2 separate regions of the Homo sapiens genome follow, and region 2 is linked to region 1. Evidence: read pairs that join two places in POLR2A ChIA-PET (ENCODE). Cell type or tissue: K562. All regions are shown on one strand.

Region 1 (8,000 bases):
GCCTGAGCAGTGCTCTGGCACTGGGAGCCTGACCTGGTGTCCCAGGGAAAACCTGGCCTGGGGCAGCCCATGGTTCTCCAGATGGAAGGTGTGGATTTCGTCCCCACCAGAATAGGAAGCAAGTTCAAAGATTTTTACTTAGAGATGATGATGACGGGCAAGTGGGGCACAGCGAGTCCTCCGACCACGGGTTACGCGAGGGAGGAATGACAAGTCAGGCAGAGAGAGAGGGACCCACACGCGGGTGCCTCTGCTGGGTCCAGGGCACGATCAGGCAGGTTTACTGAGCAGTTCTAATGGCTGGGCTTGGAGCTGGCTGGCGTGTTCCAGGAGTCCTGCTGTGTGTGAGGGGTGGCCACTATGGTAGGTCTGCACAGTCAGGGTCCGAGGGGCCAGTCCAGCAGGCTGCGTCCAGCTGTGCCCTAGGGAGGGTCACCGGGAGCAGCGCACGTGGCAATTCCCTGGACCAGCCACGCTGAAGAGCTGGGAGGGTGGAGGACTGAGCTGCTGGGTGGCTGCCTCTGGGGTGGGAAACCAAGGCCTGGGTTCACAGGGGATGCCGAGGCAACGTGGCTTTAGGAGGTCCCCACAGTGGGGCTGGGGCTTTGGCGCAACGTGGCTTTAGGAGGTCCCCACGGTGGGGCCGGGGCTTTGGCACGGCAAGCAGGTGCGACACACGTGCCCTGGCAGCACCATGGTGGTCCACACGCCGGCGTGTGCTCGTGTGGGCGTCCCGCATGGGGTTAACCAGGCACCCACCTTCACCTTCCAGGGGTGCACTTCGTCTTCGACACCGCCTTCTCAAGGCACTTCAGCCTCCTGGAGAGCCAGCGAGAGTTTGTGCGGCGATTCCGAGGACAGGCCGACTGCAGACAGGCGCTGCCCCTGCTGGCCTCTGCCTGCCCAGGTGTGCTCATGGTGCGGGTGGTGGGAGAGTCAAGTTCAAGTGCAGTTGAAACGTGAGGTGATATGGACACAAATGACAAGGCGGGGGCATGGGGGGTGGAGACGCAAGCAGGTTTTGCGGGACGGGTTGGAAATGTTGGCACAAATGGCCTTTTCTGGAGAAGAGGCTGCCCTCCCGTGGGAGCCACGCGCAGTCACCTCAGGTCCCTAGGCGGTGTCGCCTGCACGCCGAGCTCCGCGTGGTGGTGGGGAGAACAGGAATGAGCACTCTTTAATGTCATCATGATCTCCTGTATGAGCGGGCCCGCCCCCAGAATGTCGTGCTGCTGCCTGTGGGTGCGGGGGCCGCCGTGCGCCCCCGCCAGCCCCGTGTGCCCCCTGTCACCTCAGGCTGGATCTGCTATGCCGAGAAGACTCACGGCAGCTTCATCCTCCCCCACATCAGCACCGCCCGGTCCCCGCAGCAGGTCATGGGCTCCCTGGTCAAGGACTTCTTCGCCCAGCAGCAGGTAACGGCGTTGGGCCAGCCCCAGACTCAGGCTGGGGAGCGGCCAGAAGTGACTTTGCTGGCCTCTTGCCATGAGGCTGCAGGAAACAGAGTCCTCGCTGTGCTGTGCGGCCTTCCCCAGCACACCTCCACCCTTGTTCCCTCCTGGTTCAGGCCCTTCCTCTTCTGCAGCAGAGGGCTTCGTTCTGATCCAGAGGTGCTCACTGCTCACCCAGAGGCAGCCAGGCCTGAGGCTGAGGGAGCAGGAGGCCCTGGGCAGTCCGGGCCTGGAGCCCACCCCTCCGGCCACCAGGTCCACGAGGATGCCCAGCACGACCCCCACCTGAGGCCCAGCGGGATAGAAGCCTGAAGACACTCAGCCAGCAGGGGGCGGGAGAGGGCGAGGGCGGCCCCGGTGGTGCCTGGGCCTCGAGCGCCCATGTCCCCTGCGGCACCTCTTGCCTGACTGCACGCGGATTTTCACCCGGGGCTGGAGCTGGTTGGTTCCCCCGTGACATCCGTTTCCCCGGCTGCTGTGCAGTGAGACGGCCCGAGCCGTGGGAAGGCCACTTCTCCTCCGCTGGACTTGGCTGTTAGGGAGCGCAGGCACACTGGGAATGGGTCAGTGTCATTTTCTGTCACAGCCAGGGCCCGTCCTGTCCAGGGACACATCCGCAGAGCCGGCAGGAGGCTTGCTGGGAAATGGAGTGAGGCTCACTGTCCCTCGGGGTCCGGCCTGGCTGCAGGATGGCTGAGTTCCAGGTCCCGTCTCAGCCACCTTACTGCTGGGATTGGGGAGACAAGTGTTTGTTTCTCCTTGTAGCACTTGACCCCTGACAAGATCTACCACGTCACAGTGATGCCCTGCTATGACAAAAAGCTGGAAGCCTCCAGACCCGACTTTTTCAACCAGGAGCACCAGACACGGGATGTGGACTGTGTCCTCACAACAGGTGCGGTCACGCCGTGCGGCCCTGAGCCCTCAAGCCTCCTGGTCTGATTCCTGAGCCCTGGGCACAGGTGGCGACTGCCCAGGATCCTGCCTGTGGGGGCCCTGGCTGGAGTGTGGGGGCTCGCATGCGTGCACGTACCTTCGTCTCTCCCCTTGGAGCCAGGTGGGCCCATTTGCAGCTGGCCTGTCTTGGGGACCTGCAGCCAGGTGGCGCTCAGTAATACCTCCTTGTTGGCTCTGAAATGAGTCTTTGGAGGTGGGCAGAGATTCTCGAATGCAGCCTCTTCAGCTCCCATGAGTCACCCCATTCCTGAGTCGAGCAGCCCCACAGTCTCCCAAATGTGAGGCAGAAAAGCAAACTGTGGCCGGGCATGGTGGCTCACGCCTGTAATCCCAGCACTTTGGGAGGCAGAGGTGGGTGGATCACGAGGTCAGGAGTTCAAGACCAGCCTGGCCGAGATGATGAAACCCCATGTCTACTAAAAATACGAAAATTAGCCGGGAGTAGTGGTGGTGCTCCTGTAATCCCAGCTACTCGGGAGGCTGAGGCAGGAGAGTCACTTGATCCCGGGGGGCAGAGGTCGTAGTGAGCCGAGATCGTACCATTGCACTCCAGCCTGGGCGGCAGAGTGAGACTCCGTCTCAAAAAAAAAAGAAAAGCAGACTGCCTAAGAGGATGGACAGATGGACACTGGGTGAGCAGAGTGGCCTGGCCGCTGGCACACCTCCCTGGGCAGGACCAGGCAGCCTCCAGAGGGGCTTCAGGAGTGACCGGGCCTGGCCTCCCCACCACGGGCTAGGGTGGACATTTGGGGCCTTCTGGGGCCAAAGTGCAGACTGCTGGGGATGCAGGTGGCTTGGATGTTCTCTGACTTTGTTGCTGGGATCTCCGCTAAAGAGTGTCTGCGCTGTGGCTTCTTTGCAGGAGAAGTTTTCAGGTTGCTGGAGGAAGAGGGCGTCTCCCTCCCCGACCTGGAACCAGCCCCTCTGGACAGCCTGTACGTATGTCTGCCACCAAGAACTGTTATTTTAGCTTCTAACGCTGCCTCTGAGGATAGCATCCCCCTGCTCTGGGCTTGCCTCCCCGCAGCCCATCTTGGCGTCCACAGAAGTGGCTGGATAGCCAGGCGCAGTAGCTCACGCCTGTCACCCCAGCACTTTGGGAGGCCAAGGTGGGCAGATCACCTGAGGTCAGGAGTTCGAGACCAGCTCGGCCAACATGGTGAAACCTCATCTCTACTAAAAATACAAAATTTAGCCAGACATGGTGGTAATCCATGCCAGGCCCTGTAATCCCAGCTACTTGGGAGGTTGAGGCATGAGAATTGCTTGAACCCAGGAGGCGGAGCTTGCAGTGAGCCAAGATCACGCCACTGCACTCCAGCCTGGGCGACAGAGCAAGACTCCGTCTCAAAAAAAAAAACAAGAAGTGGCTGGGCCCCTGTGATGGCTGGTGACACAGGAGCTGTTCCTCTGTGTCTGTGACTTGTCTCCCACCTGGAAATGCAAACGCTCATGTGTGAGGGACAGAGGCCCTGCTCGGGAGGTTGGCAGGCAGCAGCCCCAGCTGTGCTGAGGCCCCTCCCTCCTTGCCAGGTGCAGCGGTGCCTCTGCAGAGGAGCCCACCAGCCATCGGGGAGGGGGCTCGGGGGGCTACCTGGAGCACGTGTTCCGGCACGCGGCCCGAGAGCTCTTTGGAATCCATGTGGCTGAGGTTACCTACAAACCCCTGAGGTCAGTGGGATGGGCCAGATCTCTGGGCAGAGCGGCCACACAGCCCCCAGCCTTCCTCGGGCTGCTGCCTCCCCTGGGGTCCTCCCACAGAGGTGGGCTGGGTGGAGGGCAGCCTGCAGGGTTTGGAGGGGACCCTGGGGCCAGGCAGGGCCCTCCTGGCGGGCTCAGGGTGTGAAGGCACCTAAGCACTCCAGGCCTCAGTCGGCCCATTGTGGGGGATGGTGACCCTGAGCCCGAGAGGCCAGCATGGGCAAAGGTGATGGGTGCCTGGCGCAGGCACGCGACCACATCCCAGGAGGGAGGGCCAGGGCCTCACAGACATCCCTGGGGAGGGAGGCCTGTTTCACAGACAGCCCGAGGCTGGAGGTGAGGTCCCCTGCTGGACTCAAGGAAGTGAGCCTTCCACCCTCTCTCTCCGTTCTTGTCCTTCCCTCTGCCCAGGAGAGAGGGAGAGAGCCCTGGGAGGTACCCGGTCATCCCCTGAAGCCCAGCAGGCCTCCCCTTCCAGGCAGGCAGGAGCCTGGTGGGTGTGCCATGTAGACAAACCCCGCCTGTGCCCCCCAGGAACAAAGACTTCCAGGAGGTGACACTGGAGAAGGAGGGCCAGGTGCTGCTGCACTTCGCAATGGCGTACGGCTTCCGCAACATCCAGAACCTGGTGCAGAGGCTCAAACGAGGGCGCTGCCCCTACCACTACGTGGAGGTCATGGCCTGCCCCTCAGGTAGCTCCTGCAAGGGACAGGACACGAGGACCCCTTCTGGGAGCAGAGCTGTGGGCCACCATCCACCAGGCTGGGAGTGGGAGGAAGTGGGGCACAGAGGGGGCCCGGTCACCTCCCTGCTCCCTGGTGGTCAGGAAGCTTGGCTGGGGCGCAGGCTGTGACCCCTGTCCCGTCTGCTCTCCCATAGGCTGCCTGAACGGCGGGGGCCAGCTCCAGGCCCCAGACAGGCCCAGCAGAGAGCTCCTCCAGCACGTGGAGAGACTGTACGGCATGGTCCGGGCTGAGGCGCCCGAGGACGCGCCTGGGGTTCAGGAGCTGTACACACACTGGCTGCAGGGCACGGACTCGGAGTGTGCAGGTCGCTTGCTGCATACGCAGTACCACGCCGTGGAGAAGGCCAGCACTGGCCTGGGCATCCGGTGGTAGGGGCTGCAGGACCAGGACTCCCAGGAGGCCGTGTCCATGTGTGACAGCAGAACCACATGCCCCAAGACCCCAGGGCTTCCCCCAAAATTCTGAGTGAGCTGCAGGGTGTGCTGGGACCCGAGTAGGAGCTAGGACTAGCCAGGACCCGCAGCCGCCTCGTCACCTCCAGTTGGGTGCCTCTGGGTTCCCACTGGCTCTGCCCAGGTGGGGTGGGGTGGCCCAGGCAGCAGAAGGTTCCCTGAGGTCCCAGAGCCTGTTCCGTTGGCCCTGGGCCGAGGCCCACAGGTGCTGCCCTTGCTGCTGCTGGTCGGGCACCCAAGTGCGTGAGGGGCTTCAGCCTGTCCCGGGGTTGCCTGAGGCAGAGCAAGACGGGTTCTCACCCCTGACTTCTGGAGGCTTCCCTTGAAGCTCTGTGCAAAAGGTGGGAGACAGAGCTGGACCTGCAGGGGTGGTCCCGCCACAACCCTGCGTGTGGACCCTGGCAGGGGGGGGTGCCAGGCCCCTGGAAAGCAGGGGTTACCGTTACGAGGCTGTGGTCCGGGGCAAGCCAAGTACGAAGCAGCAGCCATCGCGGGCTGCATCATCCCCCAGCCAGGTCCCCACCAGGCCTGTCTCCCAGCGTTTGTCTAATAAACGCACCCCTCCTAAAACACGCCTACGAAAACAGCTCCTCTCCTGGCACATCTGCCAACACTGACAACGGCCTTTCAAAGCTTTATTCATAGTTCGGAGGCCCCGTGTGCCCCACTTCCCAGACACCCAGGTCTCGGCGCCCACACAGGCCCCACTGAGTGGTCCTGTGTGTCCACCCGGGAAGCACCAGGTTGCCCACCCTCCGAGGCTGGGCAGATGGCTGGCCAGGGCCTCGAAGAAGGTTCCAGAGGTGGCCCTCATGTGGGTCCAGCTGGCCGAGGTCACGAGGAGGGACGCAGGCCCCAGCCCTGTGAGGGTCTGGGTGGCTCAGTCGTGTGGGGCTGCACTCAGGAGCCCCCACTGCAGCGCAAGGAGGGCCCGCGCCTGTGGCTGCCGCGGCTCGCCCGCCTGTTCGAAGCGCGCCCGCTCCTTGCATAGCGCCTCCAGGACGTCGGCGGGGACCGCCTTGCCCGTGAACTTGCGCACCGGCTCCTCTCTGCAGGGAGGGGTGCAGTGAGGCGCAGGGCCCGCTGCCCACGCGGGAGCATGGCGCCGAGGGGTGGGCGGGCAGGCAGGCACTTAATGAGCAGCCTCCCCCAAGCCAGAGATGCTCACTCAGCCCAACACGCAGTCCCCAGATGCCTTCCTAAGGGTCCACGTAACGGTGGAGGCCCCGGGACAACAGCCATACTCACGCCACCCGCAGGAAGGGGTTGTAGAGGCGCTCCTCGCCCAGAGTCGACGGCACAGTGGGCACGTCATCCTCATCCCTCTTCTGGAGTGACCACAGGCCCCGGTCACCATTAGGCCTTGTCTGAGAGCCCCCCCCACCCCGAAGCCTGTTCCCTCCCCCCCCACCCTCTTGCCGCGGCGGGAAAGGGGCCGTGCCTTAGCCCAGGACAGCTTGGCTCTCACGTGGTCGTTGCAGGGCTCCACTTTCTGGGCAAACTCCAGGTTGCTAAGCGTGTGCTCGTGGCCGCAGAACACCTTCTGGAGGAAGAGCGCTCGGTGAGCGCGCACGCGGCCAGGAAGCGGGGAAAGTGCTTGCGCCGGGGGCCTGGCCTCCCCTGCCCGGTCTGCCCTCAGGTGGGCATTCACTCTGCACCCCTAGCACAGTGAGGGTGCGGAGCGTGGGGGCTGTGCCCACGGGAGAAGAGGGGAGGGCCCAGGCCCGCTCACCGTCTCGGGGGGCAGGGTACCCAGCTCGGCCAGGCTCTGGTACATCTGCTGGGCGCTGCCCTCCAGGCACGAGCCGCAGCCGGCCACCGACAGCGCGTCGCCTGGCGGGGGAGGGCGGGTCAGAGCAGATGGGGCGGGGCCGGCGGGAGGCGGGGTGGGCGCGCTCCGCGCTGCGGGTACCCGAGAACAGGGCGGGTGGGTCCGGGCAATCGTCCTCCCACAGGAAGTAGCTCATGTGGCCGGCGGTGTGGCCGGGCGTCAGGAGGCAACGCACGTGGATGGCCCCGAACTGCGGCGGAGGAGCAGGCGGACCTGTGAGGGCGGGTGGACCCGGGGCGCCCTCCCCGCCCCTCCCGGGAGCGCGCGCTCACCCGCAGCTCCTCGCCGTGCGCCAGCCTGCGCGTCAGCGAGAAGATGCGCTCGTCCGCGCCCAGCACCGCCAGCCCGGGACGAAGCCGCGCCAGCTCCGGGTTTCCCCGCGCGTGGTCCCTGCGGGCGGGCGGGCGGGGGCCGGGTTAGGTCGGGTTGGGACAAGGCGGCGTCCTCGTGCCTCCCCGCGCCCCGCCGGCGCTCACCAGTGATGGTGGGTGGTCAGCACAGCGGTCAGAGACACCCCCTCCCGGCCCACGATCTCCAGCAGCTGAAAGGGACGGGAGTGACGGTAACACAGACGGTCCCGGTGGCCCACTCCCTCCATATCGGGATCCGCCGCGCTCACTGCCCCAGGCCGGCCAGAGCCCCGGGGAGCGCCGGGGAGCGGGGACCCAGCGGGCGGTGACTGCGCCCAGCGCGTGCAGGGACCGCCAGGCAGCAGCGAAAGGGCGGAGGCCAGAGGTGCCGTAACTTCAGGGAGCCCCAAGATAAACAAGGAACCCCAGCCGCCAATGACTTCCGGAGAGCAGAGCACGTGGGGGCTCGCTCCTACCAGGGGGGTCGGGGAGGCTCTCGGGGGACACGGCCG
Region 2 (8,000 bases), 68 kb before region 1:
CCCACGCTTGCAGTTTTGTTTGCAGGGACTGAGGGAAGTCAGCGTGTCCTCCACACACATTCACCCACCACCCCCGGGCTGCTTGGGTCCTGCAGGCCACAGGGTCCCCCTAGGACAGCCAGAGCCCTCTGCAGAGCCTAGGGCACAGGCGGGTGGAGGATGGGACTGGTCCTTGGTCCCCAGCTCAGCACTTTATCCCTCTGTTCCCCGGAGAGTTGACTGGTGTCGGGGGCTGTCTCCCCCACCCATTCGGAGTTGAGGCCGCAGCGAGAGGCCAGTCCCGGGAGACCCTGCTGCAGCTTCCCGCTAGGAAGGGATCAGAGCCCCCTATGCCAGTGTGGTACCAAGCCCTAAAGTCAGCGTGAAGGGCCTCCGGCCTCCTGTGCTTCCCCCACGGTCTTGGTTGGCTGTAAATGGGAGGTCTCGATGCTCCTGCCCCAAGCCAGGCCCAGCGGCACAGCCCCACGCCTGGTGGGTCAAGAGCCCCTCGGGCCAGGGACAGCTATTTCTAGGGCAGCGGAAAGAGCCCTGCGTGTTCTCAGCCAGCGGCCCAATTAGTGGCCTAATTTCAGAAAGGAGCCCCTGGCCTCGGGAGGCTGTGGTCACTCCGTTGGGGGACTGGCTGCCATTCCTCCCAATGAGAATCGCTGAAGCCGGGTCCAGCTGTAGGGCCGGGGGAGGCAGATTCCAGACCCGAGGCTGACTCCAGCTCAAGGCGTCAGCGCCCGGATGTGTTTGGGGGTTTCCGAGTGCAGCCTTGGTAGGAAGGTCGAAGTCAGTCTTCAAGACCCCCGTCTTACTGAGGATGGGACCTCACAGCCCCTCACACGGGAGCAGAGGTTACTGCACCCACCCAGGTCAGCACAGGACCTGCTTCTGATTCTGGGGGTCCACACGACACCGAGGCTGACTGGTGCCCCCCCAGCGACCAGAAACGCCACAGAAGTGGGGTGAGAGACGGGACCCACATCACATGCCTGGGACATGGGCCTGCAGCAGACCCAAAACCCTCAGCTTGCCCTGGCCCTGCCCCCACTTCCCTCAACCTCCTCCTGCCCTTGGCCTTGGGGGTCACCCAGACCCTGCTCAGGTAGGCAGGCCGGGTCCACCATGCAGGTACACACAGCCACTTCTCTGCTGAGATGCTGAGGACTGGCAGGACCTGCCCGGACCACAGGGCAGTGCTCACTCCAGGACGTGACCCCACGGCCCGTCTCACCTGTCCTGGTGGCCCACACCACACTCCAACCTGTGTCCTGATTCACTGGGGGCACTGGCCGTGTTGGACAGAGCTCAGGCACCCTCAGGGACCTTACTGGGTCCAGTGAATTGACCAAAAGCCAGAACCTGGAGCCTTGGCGACCCCATTAGGAGACCTCCTAGGTCCTTCCAGATGAGCAGATGCAAAGGCCGCTTGGGGTCCTGAGAGTGGCCACAGAACCCCCAGCTCTCACAACTCAGCTGCGGACCTCAGGGTGTTCCCCCGCCTGGCCCTGGCTCCAAGCCACCTGCTGTCCCAGGGAACGTGGGGGACATGCCCTGGGGTCCCCCCCGCCTTGCCTGCATCCTGGGGTGGCACACACCCCTCCCCTAACAGCCATTCCACTCTCTGGCGCCCAAAGTGGTGCCCCCAGCCACAGGGAGAGCCCTCAGCAGCCCAGAAACTAAGGTGCATCCGAAGTCACAGCACCAGGGGGCACAGGCAGGGCAGGGCGGGCACTGGGATCAGGGAGACGTCTAGCCCCCACCATGCCAAGAGGGGCAACCATCTGCCCTGAGGAGGAGGCCTCGTGCCCTGGGCTTTAAGCTGCCCCACCCCACCCCCAAATCCATAATAAAAATAATCCCTTCCCTAATGTGCCCCAGTTCCAGAGGCGCCTCTGATCCAGCCGACACACATCAGGGCGGGAGGTGCAGGTGGCCCCGATTCACGGAGTCACACTGGCAGGGAGTCCTGCTGAGTGACTTCAGGGACCTGAGCGCCTGAGAGGGACAGGGCCCACCTCTCCCCGACAACCCCTGCAGAGGTCTGGGCCACCCCAGGCAGGCCGGGCGGTTCCCTGTGACACTGGGGAAGGCAGAGTGACCTGCTCACAGGCCCCTGGCCCTGCCAGCACCCACCGAGGGCCTGGCCCACGCTTCCCCGGGGGTGGCCCAGCTTCTGCAGGGACTGTTTGGGGAGCTTGGCCCTGTGCCCCCAGAGGCTGCTGTTGCTGCCTGGGCGCCCCCACCTAGGATGCAGCCTGGTATGTACGTCACCTGCTGGTACATAGGGCACAGCTCCCACAGGAGCCCAAGGGGTACACCCAAGGGCAGGGTGGGAGGAGACACGGGGAAACGTGTCAGAGGAAAAGGGGCCAGTCTCAGCTCTGCAGGCTGACAGGTGCGGAGCCCCAAAGGGAAGCCCTCTCCCCAGAGCCTTGAGGTCACACAACCCGAGCCCAAGTGCTGCAGCTGGGGGCACCTCTCCCGAGGCAGCGTGCCCCAGAGCACCCACAGTGGACCGGTGTTGGGGACGCCTCAGGCCGCCACTCTCAGCTCAGATCAGACTGAAAAGCACGGCACTCTCCTGCCCTCGGGAGCTGCCCCGTGCCGGCCACTGGTCTGGGAACAGGGGATCGGGCTGGAGCAGGGAGCTCCACAGAGCCCCGGGGCCCCTAGCAGTAAGAGGCTCACATCCCAGGGTGAGCCACATGGCCCACACAGGATGCCTCTGTCAGGGGGGCACAGCTGAGTGTCACCTGAACCCTGCAGGCTGCAGAGGCTTCAGAGGGCAAAGGGTCCCAGCCCCATCCCCACTCCTCCCGGCTGGCCCAGGACACTGGAGGGGGAACCCACCCCCTCAAGTGGAAGGAGACCTCTCCACCAGGGCCCAAGCTGGCCCCTCAGGGAAAATGGACCAGCCCCACACTGGCCCCTGGCTGCATGTCCATCCGCTGGGTGAGCCCAGGGGAGGGGGCAGCACAGGCTATCTCTGGGGTCAGCCCAGCCCTGAGGAGGGTGTGGGGGCGGCGCCAGGGCCCAGGTGGCGGGAGGGGCGGGGCACAGCCAGGGCTCTGCCTGGCGGACTCCCGGAACATCACTTGGCCCTCGCTCTCACTCGCGGTCGCCTGGCCGTTGTCATTGTCCCTCCGCTGTCACCTTTTCAAGGTAGGTCCGATGAACAGGCGCCCGGGGCTAGGGAGGGCCCGGAGGCCCCTCGACTCTCAGCTGGCCCAGGTCAGTCCCCTGGGCTCACCCTAACTCCCGGGGCGAGGGCAGCTGCCCCGCAGGCAGCAAAACCCAACCCGAGCCGGTGCTGCAGGCAGGGAGGCGGCTCTCGCGGTGCGGGGGAGCTGTGTCCATCTGAGCGCCGTGCGCCGCCTGCAGTGCCCACCGAGTCCCGTGGCTGGGGGCGTCCACGGGGTGCACGGGGTGGGTGGCCAGGCTTGGCGGCAGCTGCGCGAAGGTAGGGCTGGGCAGCAAGGACTGGGCTGTGGGCGGGGCGCCAACACCCCGGGCCTGGGAGGACCCGCACGCAGCTAGTCCTGCGCCCACGGGGCTGAGTGTAGGGTCTCCGAGAAAAGGCCTGCACCGGGGATGGGGGCGGGTAGGGGTGCTGGAACTCCAGAGTCTCCGGGAGGGAATCCTCTGCATGACCCTGATCACTCCCCCAGAAACCTGCCCCCGCTCGCTCCCCGGCCTCCCACCCCACTACGGGCAGACCCTCTGCTGGCTGCTGGGAGTCTGCCCAATTCACCACCGGGACCCCACCAGCCTCAGGCCCTGGGCCCCTCCCTAGGTGGCCGGTGCAGCTGCACGACCAAAGGATGGGGAGACTGTTGGGCCAGGAGCCCCCTTCACAGCCAGAGGCAGGCTCCCCGAAACTTGACGCCAACCCCCACCCACCCTCCCAAGGTTCAGCCCTGTCTCCCAACCTTGGGGACGGGGGCCAGAGTTGGGACGGAGTGAGGGACTCCCTGGGCCCCTGGAGTGGGTAGGGGGAGAGGCAGGGGGCAACCCACCCCCACTTGCCTCGAACTTGTGGCAGTTCTGAGGGGTGTCAACCTGTGGCTTTCCCAGGCTGGCCACAAGCAGAAAGCACGCAGGTAACGTGTGTGGTTCCCAGACACACTGGGGACCCAGGGGCCACCCACAGCCCATATCCCAGACTCGGGTAGTATAGCCTGAGCCCCCAAGATCCTGAGCACACACCCCACCTGCCAGAGAAGCAAACTGCAGCAGAACATTCCTGTCCAGGAGTCCTGGCTCTGGACTGGGCTCTGCCATGCAAAGCAAAGGGGCACACAGCGGGGCGGGGCAGGGGCCACCTCCTGAGGACCTCGCCCCACACCTCACACCGTGGTCTGGGTCAGCCTGCGTGGGCCTCAGTGGGAGGGTAGGAGCTGGGGGCCTGCCGTGCTGAGCACCCTTTCTCCTGCCTGCAAGGGATCTTCGTAAGGTGTGGGGGCCTATGGGGGAGTAGCTGAGGATGTAAAGTTTCTTGCAGTTAATTAGTCCCAGTGCAGGAGGCGGGAGCTGGGGCCTTGTGGGAACTCGCTCTGTGCCCTGCACCCTAGCAACGCCTAGGGGACTGGCCCAGGCAGTGGTGTGGACTCTCCCCGCTTCATCCTGCGGGGTTCAGCTCAGGCCTGCGGGGAGCAGCGGGGGTGGGGACTACAGGCTGGTGGCCTCGGCCCTGTGGCTTCCTCCTGTGCCCTCCAGCCCCAGGCTGGCTGCTTCAGAAGCCCCTGACCCCATGGAGGAGTGGGACGTGCCACAGATGAAGAAAGAGGTGGAGAGCCTCAAGTACCAGCTGGCCTTCCAGCGGGAGATGGCGTCCAAGACCATCCCCGAGTGAGTGCCCCACCTGCCTGATTTGCCTCTCATTTGTCTGCCCTGCGCTGGCTGCTCATTTCCATAGCCACGACCACCGCCGCCGACAGGCAGGTGCAGCAGGAGGCCCTCGGGGGTCAGGTGCCACCACTCACCTGCCACCCGCCCACCCGCAGGCTGCTGAAGTGGATCGAGGACGGGATCCCCAAGGACCCCTTCCTGAACCCCGACCTGATGAAGAACAACCCATGGGTGGAAAAGGGCAAATGCACCATCCTGTGAGCCCCGCACCCGGCCCCTCTCACACCATCCTGTGAGACCACGCCCGGCCCCACTCCCACCATCTTGTAAGACTGTGCCCAGCCCCACTCACTCCATCCTGTGAGTCCCACTCCCAGCCCCACTCCCACCATCCTGTGAGCCCATGCCCGGCCCCACTCACACCAACCTGTGAGCCCCACTCCCGGCCCCACTCACTCCATCTTGTAAGACTATGCCCAGCCCCATTCACTCCATCCTGTGAGTCCCACTCCCAGCCCCACTCCCACCATCCTGTGAGCCCCACTTCCAGCCCCACTCCCACCATCCTGTGAGCCCCACTCCCAGCCCCACTCCCACCATCCTGTGAGCCCCACTCCCGGCCCCACTCACTCCATCCTGTGAGCCCCACTCCCAGCCCCACTCACACCAACCTGTGAGCCCCACTCCCGGCCCCACTCACAACATCTTGTAAGACTGTGCCCGGCCCCATTCACTCCATCCTGTGAGACCACGCCCGGCCCCACTCACTCTATCCTGTGAGACCACGCCTGGCCCCACTCCCACCATCCTGTGAGCCCCACTCCTGGCCCCACTCACACCATCCTATGAGCCCACGCCCGGCCCCACTCCCACCATCCTGTGAACCCCACTCCACTCGCACGTGATTACAGTCTGTAAAGGTGTGACTTTATAAAGACATCTCCAGCTTCCTGTCTCTGCACTCTGCGGGAAGCAATGCGAGGGCATGTCCGCGGCTCAGAGAACTAGAGCAAGTCCCTGATGTACAGGCTGCGCCGCACGGCGTTGGAGACACCCTCGTTGAAGCGGAACCAGACCTCGCTCCTGCCCACCGCTGTGCCCATGCGCCGCTCCACTGAGTCCTGCTCCGGGGCCGTGTCCCCTGCGGGGCCACAGGGTTGCTCCTCAGCTGTAAGGCCCCCCCACAACCCCCAGGCCCCCCACAACCCCACAACACCCCCACACACACCTGCACTCGGGACTGCTGTGCTCCTGACGACCACACGTCCAAAGAAGTCCTTCTCAGGCTGATGGGAGGAAGGACTAGTCAGTCGTATAGGACAGATGCCCCATCCAGCCCCTACCCAAGACAGGAGGACCGAGAGCCTTCCCAGGGAGGAGGGACCAGAACACCTCTGAGACACCTTTCGGAACCTGGCCCAGGCCAGCTGCCCCTCACCCCTCACTGCCATCTGCTCCCCACCAGGTGCCAATCAAGAAGAGCCAATACAGCCACTCTTCTGCCCAGATGGGAAACTGAGGCCTGGGTAGAACCCTGGTCATGCTGAGGGTAAGGAGCTGGTCCTTCAGAGCCCCCCTTAGGGCACTGAGCCAGCCCCACCCTCAGCCAGACTCCTCCTGTGGCTCAGCCCCACCCCCAAAGGTACCCTGGCCCCACCCCATGGGTGCCTTGGCCCCACCCCTAAAGATACCCTGGCCCCGCCTCATGACTGCCCTAGCCACAGCCCTGAAGGTACCCTGGCCCTGCCTCATGAGGGGCCCTAGCCACACCCACAAAGGTACCCTGGCCCCACCCCATGGGTGCCTTGGCCCCGCCTCATGACTGCCCTAGCCACACCCCCAAAGGTATGTACCCTGGTCCCACCCCCACAGCTGCCCATTCCACACCTGTTCCTCCCGGGCCGCTCGCCTCATGATGTGCTCCAGCCGCTGCTCATGGTTGCGTGGGGCAGGTCGGTGCACCCCTTTCTCCCCAATGCCCCCCAGCAGACCCTCGAGCCCTGGGGGGCTCCCATCCACCTGTAGGGAGCAGGCATTGTGAGATCTGGCCACACAGGGATACAGTGGGGATGGTGCACGCCCAGACTGCAACCTGCTCCAGAGCCTGGGTGGGCTCACCTGGGGGCTGTTCTCTACCCGGGCAGAAGCCTCCGCCCGCCGCATCTTCTCCACCTCGATCTCGCGGGCGATGAGCTGCTTCGTCTGGTAGGTGAGGGGCTTGCGGGCAGGCAGCTCAGGGAAGCGGCAGAGTTCCTCCACGTTCCTGCTCAGCACAGGGGGACACCAGGGCAGGTCAGCGGGGCCAGGCTCAGGGCCAGAGAGCCGCCGGGCACTCCAACCGCAAACCCCAAAAGCCACAAGGCCAGAGCAGGAATGTGGGGCTGAGTCCTGGTGCCACCGCACCCCAACCCTGCGGCAGCCAGGTTTAACTGCCCCGAGCCTCAGTTTCCCCAACTGCAAGTGTACGTGGGATGATGATGAAACCTGCCGATGGCTGCCACGGAGAGTGACTCAGCGTCCTGCAAGTTGGTGCCGTCGCTGGGGCAGCAGGACCCCGGGGCCACTGCCCCATGCCTCACCCCCACCACCCCCATGGCCATCCCACAGCGGGAAACGGAGTGTTGGAAAGTGCAGTCACTCTCGGGGCCCCCGGCTCCAGTTCCATGTGGGGGTGCTAAGGCTGGGAGCAGCTCTGCAGCAAAACTCAGGTCCCAGAGCCAATCTCAAGTAGCTGGAAGTGACCCCCCTTCACGGTTACATCTGAGCAAAAGATAAGCTGGGGCCCGCCACCCCCAGACGCCATGACCGTGCTTTCAGACTCCTGGCCCCATGCGGGCCCTGAACATGGAGCACAGCCGGGGAGCATGACCCTGGAGCACACCCCAGGCACTGGGGGACTCACGGCTCCAGCCTGTAGATGTACTGGCCATCGGGCGTGCGCTCCTGGCGGTAGGTCAGGCTGTAAGCGAGCATCGTGCCCACCAGGCTGGCCAGCTGTTGCTTTTCACGGGTGCTGTACAGCTGTGTGCTCACCTAGGGGATGGGAGGCAGCAGACAGGGAGCTGAGCAGGCTGTACAAATGTGTGCTCACCTAGGACAGGAGGGCAGCAGGCGGGGAATCCCCCACCCCGGGGACGGCACTCACGGGGCGGAGCTTGGGTGCA

What was found. ChIA-PET counts read pairs that join two places held together with the same protein. Peaks named below come from ENCODE experiments on the same cell type or tissue, not always from the same donor. Only the 100,000 strongest peaks of a DNase experiment are listed, where the experiment ranks them.
Region 2: POLR2A ChIA-PET joins it to region 1 with 5 read pairs; 8 of 35 experiments call an interaction of 5 or more read pairs at or near these places.

The regions. Positions count from the first base shown.
Region 1 is chr16:727,644-735,643 of GRCh38, reverse strand. HAGHL (hydroxyacylglutathione hydrolase like) reads right to left here. Exons shown (of 8, transcript NM_032304.4): 2 at 7,615-7,679; 3 at 7,411-7,528; 4 at 7,220-7,328; 5 at 7,040-7,140; 6 at 6,749-6,850; 7 at 6,556-6,635; 8 at 5,929-6,356. The coding sequence ends at 6,188. It overlaps CIAO3 (cytosolic iron-sulfur assembly component 3), which reads left to right. Exons shown (of 11, transcript NM_022493.3): 5 at 773-907; 6 at 1,297-1,415; 7 at 2,217-2,346; 8 at 3,271-3,343; 9 at 3,942-4,079; 10 at 4,644-4,801; 11 at 4,989-5,879. The coding sequence ends at 5,227. Among named protein-coding and RNA genes, the nearest start is that of HAGHL, 4.5 kb to the right of the region's middle. RefSeq lists silencers at 7,017-7,276, 7,307-7,486, 7,497-7,606, 7,727-7,876. In K562, CTCF peaks have their summits at 1,781 (motif pointing right) and 2,537; DNase peaks (open chromatin) are centred at 1,793, 6,679, 7,243 and 7,953; H3K4me3 peaks cover 1,675 bases.
Region 2 is chr16:795,816-803,815 of GRCh38, reverse strand. CHTF18 (chromosome transmission fidelity factor 18) reads right to left here. Exons shown (of 22, transcript NM_022092.3): 17 at 7,982-8,000; 18 at 7,739-7,869; 19 at 6,955-7,099; 20 at 6,724-6,855; 21 at 6,065-6,122; 22 at 5,742-5,977. The coding sequence ends at 5,841. GNG13 (G protein subunit gamma 13) reads left to right here and starts at 3,082. Exons shown (of 3, transcript NM_016541.3): 1 at 3,082-3,150; 2 at 4,705-4,836; 3 at 4,992-5,775. The coding sequence starts at 4,739. The coding sequence ends at 5,097. RefSeq lists enhancers at 382-926, 1,744-2,293, 2,294-2,843, 2,844-3,393, 7,101-7,270. In K562, no CTCF peak of the experiment used is centred here; DNase peaks (open chromatin) are centred at 3,007 and 6,575.